Regions from separate parts of the Homo sapiens genome. Here region 1 is linked to region 2. A link is a loop called in an ENCODE intact Hi-C map of the cell type or tissue named here. Cell type or tissue: heart right ventricle. All regions are shown on one strand. Links, peaks and the distances in the headings refer to the core of each region. The heading gives the core; the rest is flanking DNA.

Region 1 (2,500 bases), core at 1-2,500, 77 kb after region 2:
CTCATCTCACTCATTTTCATCTACGAGACCTTCTACAAGCTCTACAAGGTGGAGGTCCAGCGAGGTCTTGGGGGTGGCAGAGATGGAGGTGGACATTGCCCTGGGGAGGACAGCATGGGAGGGGGAGGTATGGAGAACTAGGGGACAAGGAGAGGGACTGTGTTGGGAGTGAGGGGTTCTAGGGACACCCTAGGCTAGGTCTGAGCTGAAGGGGAGGGAGTCAGACCCAGGGGGTGGGTGCCAGGTCACGACTCCAAGCACCTGGTTGGAGGCTTAGTAATAAGGACTCACTTGCACAGGTATGTGATGGGGAGGGAGCTGTCAGTGCTAAGGGGCTGGGTGTCCTTGGGTCACCTTTTGTAGAGGAGTGTGTGTGTGTGTGTGGGTGTGGGTGTGGTGTGAGTATGGTGTGTTGTGTGTGATGTATGTGTTGTGTGTGTGTGCGTGTGTGTGCCTGTGTGTGCATGTTGTGTGTGTTGTGTGTATGTATGTTGTGTGTGTGGTGTGTATGTGGTATGTTGTGTTTTTTTTGTGTTGTATGTGTTATGTGTGTGTTGTTACGTGTTGTGTGTGTTGTATGTGTGTGTTCTGTGTGTTCTGTGTGTTGTGTGTGTGGTGCAGCTGGATGTCCGTGCATTACTGTTGTCTGACCAGGTATTGAGGGGCCACCCTCTCTCTCACAGGTGTACTGATGACGATGAAGTCAGGTCACCTGCCAGGTGAGTGACAAGGCATCCTTGTTATCCACACACAGGTGTTCACAGAGCACCCACTGCTGCCGTTCTACCCCCCTGAGGGGGCCCTGGAGGGGTCCCTGGATGCTGGTCTGGAGCCAAATGGCAGTGCCCTGCCCCCCACCGAGGGCCCCCCCAGCCCGAGGAACCAGCCCAATACGGCACTGCTCTCACTCATCCTCATGCTCGGGACCTTCTTCATAGCCTTCTTCCTGCGCAAGTTCAGGAACAGCCGCTTCCTGGGGGGCAAGGTGCGTGGCTGCTGGGTGTGGAGCCCCCAAGAGTCCCACAATTCCTGCTGTAGGAGCTCCCCAGAGAGGCTGCACCCCTTCCCCGGTCAGCCCATGGACCAAAACCCAGCTCGGGCAGCCCCTCACCCCTTCGGAAGCCTCTTCCCTGGGTGTCTTCTTGCCCTTTGCTCAGAGAAGTCTAATCAAGACAACAGCCTCCCAGGCTGCGCTGGCACCTGTGGGGTTGAGAGGCACGTGGGGGGCCTTCTGGCTCCAGCTTGGACCCAGGCAGGGCCAGAGATGGCAAGCCCCGTGTTAGTCTGCTGACCTTGCCTCCACCTTTTGCTCCCTTCCCCAACTGGCCCCTCTCAAGGCTCGTCGCATCATCGGGGACTTTGGCATCCCCATCTCCATCCTGGTGATGGTCCTGGTGGATTACTCCATCACAGACACCTACACGCAGGTGAGGGAGCCCCAGCCTGTGGCAGCTGCTGTCACCCCCAGGCCAGGAGAGGGAGCCCACAACACACTTCCATGGGCCCTGGGATTGGGATCAGGCCTGAACTCAACTTTCCCAGTGGAGTGGCCGCCCTGGGGGCTGAGGGCCTTCCCCAGGGAGCCTGAGTGATGAATCCGGGAGAAGCAGGTGTGGGGCTGGGAGCAGAATGACAGTATCCCACACAGGTCCCCTGAAGCTCTGGGGCTCAGGGAGGAGGCGCTTCATTTCCCTGCCCTCTATTGGATCCTTGAAAGGACAGTGACTTCTGGAGGATGCAAAACTAATTTTCCCCTGACCTGTTCACACCCCAGCTCCCTGAAGTCCTGGACTGGGGACGCAGCTTAGTGGGCTGCTTGGTGGGCTTTCTAGCATGGGGAGGCTGTGTCCCTGAACCCTGTTTTCCTGCCATGCAGAAGCTGACAGTGCCTACAGGGCTCTCAGTGACCTCTCCCGATAAGCGCTCGTGGTTCATCCCACCCCTGGGCAGTGCCCGTCCTTTCCCGCCGTGGATGATGGTGGCAGCCGCTGTTCCCGCCCTCCTCGTCCTCATCCTGATCTTCATGGAGACACAGATCACGGCGTGAGAGAGATGGGAGGAGGAGGTGGGAGGGACGAGGCCAAGCTCCTTGGCTCCTTGGCTTGGTTTCAGGGTTATAGCAGGGACATCATTATCAGTATCAGGGTGCTGGGTGGTGGGAGCTGGTGGCAATCCTTGAGGAAGAGAGTGTGTGTGGAGGAGCTGGCAGGGGTGAGGAGGAGGTGGGGGAGGAGCAGAGAGCAGTGGCATCCGGGGCAGGGGCATGGTTTCCCCGTGATGGTTTGACATGACATCTATCTGTTGCCACCACTCTTTGCAGGGTGGCACTTGACAGTGCTCAGAACACTCTAGCAGTCTAAGCTTGCACCCAGGGATGCTCACATGTATCTAATTTTGGTTAAACCACAATAACGTGGTAAGATCTGGCATCTGGCTTTTGTGGTGTTTTAAATATTCACAGTATGAGAATTTGTCTCACATTTGCTTCAATGTGAGAACT
Region 2 (6,898 bases), core at 4,310-6,809:
TGGGACACAGGTTTATTGTGATGATTTCTTGAATGAAATAAGTTAGAAGAGATGTGTCACAAATGACAACCATTCACCAAGCTCTGTGTAAGAATTTTCATGTTATCTCAGTTAATGTTCCCAGAGACACTTGAGACGGGGATCAACCCCATTTTTAAAATTTGAGACAGGGTCTTGCTGTCACCCAGGCTGGAATGCCGTGACATGATCATAGCTCACTATAGCCTCAACCTCCTGGGTTCAAGCAATCCTTCTGCCTCAGCCTCCCTAGTAACTACCATGCCCGGCTAATTTTTATTTTTTTTTGTGGAGATGGGTTCTTGCTATGTTGCCCAGGATGGCCTCGAACTCCTGGCCTCAAGGGATCCTCCTGCCTTGGCCTCCCAAAGTGTTAGGATTATAGGCGTGAGCCACTGCACCTGGTCTCAGCCCCATTTTTAAGGAGACTTGGCTCAAAGAGGTTAACTTGCATGAGGTCACATAGGAAACAGAGGGCTCCAGCTTTGGGTGGGAGGTGTGGGGTGCTGTTTGACAGCCATCCCTGCTACTTAAGTGGGTATGTGTATCCCTAGAATACATGCCTGAAGGATGCCCATGGCAAGTCTTTCTGGAGAATATTTGTGTTTATAGCAAAGCCGACTTGGAAATATGCAATGGAATGCAAAATCCACATGGACTTCTAAGGTAAATAAAAAATATTAGAAAAAGAAAAGTTTTGCTTTGGGCAAGCTGCTGCTGGGACGGCCATGGGTGACTTTTCTCAGCGATGAGGGGCACTTTGGTGGGGGCCTGAGGGACTCCAGGACAGCCAGAAAAGGCTGTGGTGTAGGGTGGGTAATGCATTAAGAGAGGACGGGGCACTCACGCCTCACGCTGAGCCTGGCCAGGGTGCGATCGTGGTGGCTCTCGCAGCCGTAGGTGCCCTGGTCGGCCAGTATGACACCATGGATGAAGAGGCGGTGGATGTGCCCATCCTGGGCCATGGACAGGCGAGAGTCGTGGGGCAGGGGCTGCCCACCTCGCACCCAGCGCACGGCCCCCGCTGCACCCACTCGGCCTGTCTCCACTTCGAGACACACATCCTGGCCTTCCTCTGCCCGCACATCCTGCAACCGCCGTAGGAACAGCAGCTCTGTCTCTGGTGGGGAAGAAGGAGGCCATGGAGTCTGGTGGGGTTGGAGGCTGGCCCCTTGCTCCATCCCACTGGTCTGTCCCTAGGTGGAGAGGCAAGGCTGCTGGAATCCTGGTTGGGAGTACAGGCACGGGACACAGAGTATCTCATCCTCATCAGGACCTAACCTCGAACATGGAGCCGGGCACTTGTGGCCGTGCTCCCTGCCCGCAAAGTCACGGTCCCTGCATCCCCCAGTTGGCAGCCTCGCAAGGTTAAGATGCGGCTTGAACCATTCTGGGCCATCTCCACCTGGGGCCCTGGAGTGACGACGGCCCCATTGCGCAGCCAGGTGACATCGGCATCTGGTGGGGAGACTTCACACCGGAACGTGGCATCATCGCCCTCGTGGACAGTGAGTGGTGTCAGCTCCGAGACCAGCTTCACCAGCAGTGGCTCTAAGGGGCACGGTAAGGCAGTGAGCTGGGCTGAGTCTTTTCTTCTCTCTCCTTTTCATCCCCTCCTCAGGATGCAGGCCCTCGTCCCCAGTCATTTAACAGACCTTCTGTGAGGACCTACTATGTATCGACCACACCGATGGCCCAAAGGACAAGATGCCAGCTCCCTGCCACTCCTTTTAGTCAGTTCCTCATAATCCTAGCCTAGCACCCCACCTTGGTGGCACCCTAATAATATCAATTACCAGGGACCCTATTTACAGCATTTACTTGTCACAACAGGCCTATAAGAAAAGCACTATCCCCTCTTTTCAGAGCCGGGGCTCAGACAGGTTGAACAACTTGGCCAATGTCACACAGCTACTGGGGCACAGAATCTAGGCTGGAACCTGGCTGGGTGGACTCTAGAGCCCCTGCTTTTAACCACTGGTTTATGCTGCTCTCAACATGAGGGTTTCTGGAAAGAGGAGCCCTGAGCCCCTATCCAAGTGATGGTCATGCACGCACTGGTTGGAGCCAGAAGCAGCAAAGCGGGGGTGGAGGAGTAAGGGGGCCCTAGAAAGTGGCAGATGGTCCTTGGGGTGCCACAGCCCACAGGGTGTGAGGGGTACACTGTTACCTTCCACGCTGACAAGGAAGATGCGGCTGTCCTGGGGCGCATCGCACAGGTACTCCCCAGCGTCCCCGCTCCGTGCCCCCTGCACCCGCAGCACCTGCCTGGCCCCGGCCTGCTCCAGCTGCACCCGCCCCTGGCTTGCCAGTCGCTCCCCGTCCTTGTACCAGCGTACAGGGCCCCCTGGCCCGGAGAGGTGCACCACCAGCTCTAGGTCCCCGCCTGGGGTGCTCCGAACCCTCGTCTGGGCTGCCTCGGGAGCTACCACCCGCACAGGGGGCTCTGTGGAGTCAGAGCTGGAGGTCACTGGGAGGGAGAGGCTCAGGGCTTTGAGGAGGGCACGGGGAGGCATGACGGGGAAGGTACTGAGAGAAGTGGGGCCAGGGATGGGCAAGGCATGCTGGAAAAGCAGGAATCCCGCAGAGTTTGGGGTGCCACTCTCAGGCTTGGTGCCACTCTCAGGCTTAATGCCCAGGCTGTACTCACCAGCCACCTGGACGGTGAAGCTGAGGCTTGGGGCTCCGGGGGCTGCTCCAGACTGGCAGGTGTAGAGCCCTGCATGGGCTGGGCCTGCAGCCTGGATGCAGAGGACTCGGCGGGGGCCCTCGGCATGGAGCTCTAGGCCCTCGCCCTCCTGCACGGGCCTCCCATTGTGGCTCCAGACCACGGGGGCGCCAGCCCGGGACAGTTCACAGCTCAGCACCACTGGCTCCCCAGGGGCCACACAGAGCGGGCTTGGAGTTGTCTCTAGAGCAAGGAACTGCACTGGAGGCTCTGGAGAAGAGAGGAAGGTGTCATCCCATGCTTGCCCTTGCCTCCCTGCCCTGGGTTGGCCAGGAGCACCCACCAGCCAGGATGACATTGAAGGTGATGGCCTCATGCCGGGTCTCACACACATACTCCCCGGCGTCCTCAGGCTGGGCGTGGGGCAGGGTCAGGGTGCGGGTGGGCCCCTCGGCACCCAGCTGCAGGGCATCTGATGCCTCCACTTCCAGCCCGTCCTTGTACCAGCGCACCTGAGACCCAGCTGGGGCCACCTCACAGCGCAGCTCCACGCGCCCTGGAGCCCCAAAATGCAGATCCAGGGAGCGGGCTGCCGGGTGCACAATCCTCTCTGGTGGGGCTGGTGGGTGGGCATGGAGAGGGGCACATAGGCTTGGCCAGCAGGCCTCTCCTGCCTCACCCGCCAGATCCTCAGCCCTCCCCACTGGCAGCACAGCTCTTGAGAACAGTGCCAGCTGCAGTCCATGGAGCAGCTGCTGTGTGCCAGGCACTGTCCTAAGAACCCTGTGTTTTTTCAATCAGTTACTCTGACCACCCTCAAGAGGTGCACAGCTGCTGGCTGCACTTCATGGCTGAGGACCTGAGGCCTCTTTAGAAGAAACTGACTTGCCTAAGGTCACACAGACAGAAAGAGGCAGATCTAGACTCACACCCAGATCTACACACCCCACTCCACACCCATCCCCACTTCCTATCCCCTTTCCCTGCCTTGCCTCTGATGCACTTGTTACCACCTGACAAACCATCTCTTTTATTTTTTGTCTGTCCACCCTCACCAGAGTTTAAACTCTGTGAAGACAAGAGGTTTAGTCTTATTGGTTCACTGCTGTATCCCCAGCATCTAAAACAGTGCCAAGCACATAGTAGTTGCTCAATGAGTATTGAACGAATGGATGAATGAACGAATGGTTCTAATTGCTGGGCACCCTCCCACCAGGCCTCTGGTCCTGACCTGATGTGGCTAAGCAGGATTCTGATGGCCAAACATGAGGAAGCTGGATAAGGGGAAGGCTGGGGATGGGGTGGGGGAGGTGGGGCTAGGTGGGTGTCTGTCCCTTAGCCCCCTACCTCTCTACCTCCTCTCTGTGCTGCAGAGACTGCCCACCTGTGACAGTGACAGTGAAGAAGGCCGAGTCATCTCCAGCATCACATACAAACTCGCCCCCGTCCTCGGGCTGAGCAGCAGGTAGCACCAGGCGGCAGCGTGGCCCATCCCTCTCCAGCACCAGGGCCTCGCTCTCCTCCACTTCCAGCCCATCCTTGTACCAGCGCACAGGGGCATCCTCCCGAGACAGTTCACACATCAGCACCACACACTCCAAGGTCACGGCGATCAAGGTCACCTCATCGCGAGGGTATATGATCCGCACTGGGGGTTCTGCAGGGTGGGGACAACCACAGCCTGTCACAAGCTCACCGTCAGCCTCTCTGGAGCCATTCGGCAGCATGAAGTCCCTATCACCCACATAATAATGAGAATAATAAGTAAAATAATAATAAGCAATAATAGGTCCACAGTTTGTTCTCTGAAATCCCTGGGGCCAGAGGGTGTTACAGAATCCAGAATGCTTTGGATTCCAGAAATGATGCGTTTCTCATCTATCACATACCTTCCTCAGCCCCCACGGGAGCCTCCCCCTTCATCGGTCACGTTAACATGTCTGTGGTATAACACATACTACATTCACCCTAAGCAGGATAGATTGAAAGATACAGAATCTTACAGATACAAGCATATATCTATAAGACACTCATATCTTATAGATATACAGCTATAGCTATATTCACCCTCAGCAGGATAATTAAAGCATAGAAATAGCTTCAGAGCAATCAAGCTCAGGTTTTCCTGAAATGACTTGGAATACAAAACTTACAAAAAGCCTTTTGATTTTGAGAGTTTTGGAATTTTGGAACCATGGATAAGGGATGGTGGATCTACAATAGCAAACATTGATATGACACTTCCTAAGGTCCAGGAACAGTCCCAAGCACTTGAAACATTTAACTCTCACGGCAATCCTAAGAGGAAGGTAGTGTTTTGTCCCCATTTTCCATATAAGGGACTGGGCACAGAGTGATTATACAACTTCCTTAAGGTCACAGCTGGCTACACCCACTCTGGGGCAGGAGGAGGAAATACCCTCTGTTAAAGGGAGGCTCAGACCCCACAGGTAGTGGCAGGAATTCCAAGCCAAGGCTTGCAGGAACTCAGTAATGCTTTTTGCATTCAACGTCTGTCTGAGAGTTCCCCAGGGGTGCTAAATGCTGATTCTGGGAGCTCATCTCCAAGTTCTGGTCACTCCTCTGCAGAAAGGGAACCATGTCAATATTAGAGGTGACCAGCGCATGGAGCCCAGGCCTGCCCACACCCCTGCTGCCCCCAGGTCCCCCCAGAATCTTCAAGTTTTGGGGCGACTACTGCTCCATTAGCCTCTGGCCCCCTGGTGGCTGGGCTGAGGAACTGCTAGCTTCCCAATCAGGGGCCAGGGTTGGGGGGGTGGGGGCTGGGGGTGGTTTATAGGGGCATGCATGGGCCGAGGTAACCACAAGCTCCCACTCAGCCCCCCAGCCTCCACGGAGACTCCTGCCTTGAGCCACACAACCCACCTCCCCCATGGGCTTGCTTGCTCTAAGGGTCTGGGGGATGCAGGCTGGTCCTCTGGGGCCGAGCAAGGCCAGGAGAGACCAGAATGCAGCTGCCTGAGGAGTGGGGAAGGTGATGAGGGCAGTGGGGTGAGGACAGGGTGCAGTGATGGGACCGGGTGGCTGCCCAGCCCCGGGACCTCAGCTTGGTGTCAGACTTGATTCGCTCTGGCCTAGAGCAGAGGTGGTGTTTGTGTGAACTTCCCTGTGAAGAGACTGGTGTTTGTGGGGAGCCTGAGCATGGGCTGGAGTTTGTGTGGCTGTGGCCATTCTGTCTGGCCATGGCTGGGTGGGAGAGGGTGAAGATGATTACGACAGGGCAGAATATGTGCAGAAGGCCTCTTAGGCATTGTGGGCTTGTGTGTGTAGAGTGCATTAGCTGGGGTGCAAGGAGCAGGGGGGCCCTAAACAGCTCTGCATGGGGCGTGACTTTCAGGGCAGGGCTGGGAGAGGACAGGACTGTGGCCGCAGTAGGATGGGGGCTCCAGTGCAGCCACTGGGGTTCTGTGCCCCCCAGAGCTGCCTAGCCCTATGGACCCCCAGCCCCAGACACACACTGGGCTGGGCGCTGTGAGCCGTCACCCCGAGGTCTCCGGCACTGAACCTCCGTCACTTCCACAGTTGTCCTGTGCTTCTCCCGCTTTGAATATTCCCCCACACCCCACCCCACTTAGCTCCAGTATCAGCTTTGAAAGCACTTCCTGTTGCCTGGCCAGGGTGGTGGCTCCCAGCCCCAGGGTCCCTAGACTGGCCCTCAACAACCCATGCTCTAAGATCCTGGAATGCGTCTGGCTTTCCTGCCAGGCTGTGCAGTCCTAGAGGGAAGCGGCCGTGTCTGCGTGCTGCTGGCTCCCGTGTGTGGAAGGGTGACTTTCTCCCAGGCCTCCCTGACCCTCCTGCTCTGTGCTCTTGAGCCCTCTGCCCTTGGCCCTCACAGTACTTATCACCAGGTGTCACTGTACATTTATTTGCATGTTTATTGGTTTAACACAGGGGTCGCAAACTCAAATGCCCACAGGGGCCAGGTTAGGTTAGCGGCTGAAGCAGTCTGGGGAGAGGCAAAAAGCAATGGCAGGGAGGTGGGACAGAGGAATGTGGGCCCCAAACTATGGGGGCAGCTGCTACTCAGTGCCAGCTGTTCGTCGCCATGGGGGGAAGCGGGACCAGAGCCGCCGGGTCTTCGGCTTTTTCAAGAGGACGCATAACTCCGGATTGTTATTTGAACTGTCCTGACTTTGGTAAGACTCTGCAGACCAAACAAAGCACATGTGTGGAATGCGCAGGGCCCCA

The links. Hi-C counts contacts between places; a loop is a spot of excess contacts. Peaks named below come from ENCODE experiments on the same cell type or tissue, not always from the same donor. Only the 100,000 strongest peaks of a DNase experiment are listed, where the experiment ranks them.
Region 1: it touches region 2 in a loop (2.0-fold over the local background); 32 of 110 quality-filtered maps call a loop at or near these places.

What each region holds. Positions count from the first base shown.
Region 1 is chr2:219,636,827-219,639,326 of GRCh38, forward strand. SLC4A3 (solute carrier family 4 member 3) reads left to right here. Exons shown (of 23, transcript NM_005070.4): 16 at 1-48; 17 at 755-985; 18 at 1,338-1,427; 19 at 1,877-2,043. Among named protein-coding and RNA genes, the nearest start is that of SLC4A3, 10 kb to the left of the region's middle. In heart right ventricle, for the core only: a CTCF peak has its summit at 1,469 (motif pointing right); DNase peaks (open chromatin) are centred at 2,135 and 2,175; H3K27ac peaks cover 2,210 bases.
Region 2 is chr2:219,555,155-219,562,052 of GRCh38, forward strand. OBSL1 (obscurin like cytoskeletal adaptor 1) reads right to left here. Exons shown (of 21, transcript NM_015311.3): 9 at 4,071-4,343; 10 at 3,030-3,305; 11 at 2,669-2,956; 12 at 2,189-2,464; 13 at 1,300-1,569; 14 at 866-1,138. Among named protein-coding and RNA genes, the nearest start is that of MIR3132, 9.5 kb to the left of the region's middle. RefSeq lists a silencer at 2,535-2,725 and enhancers at 4,993-5,287, 5,471-6,334. In heart right ventricle, for the core only: CTCF peaks have their summits at 5,415 (motif pointing left) and 5,620; no DNase peak of the experiment used is centred there; H3K27ac peaks cover 879 bases.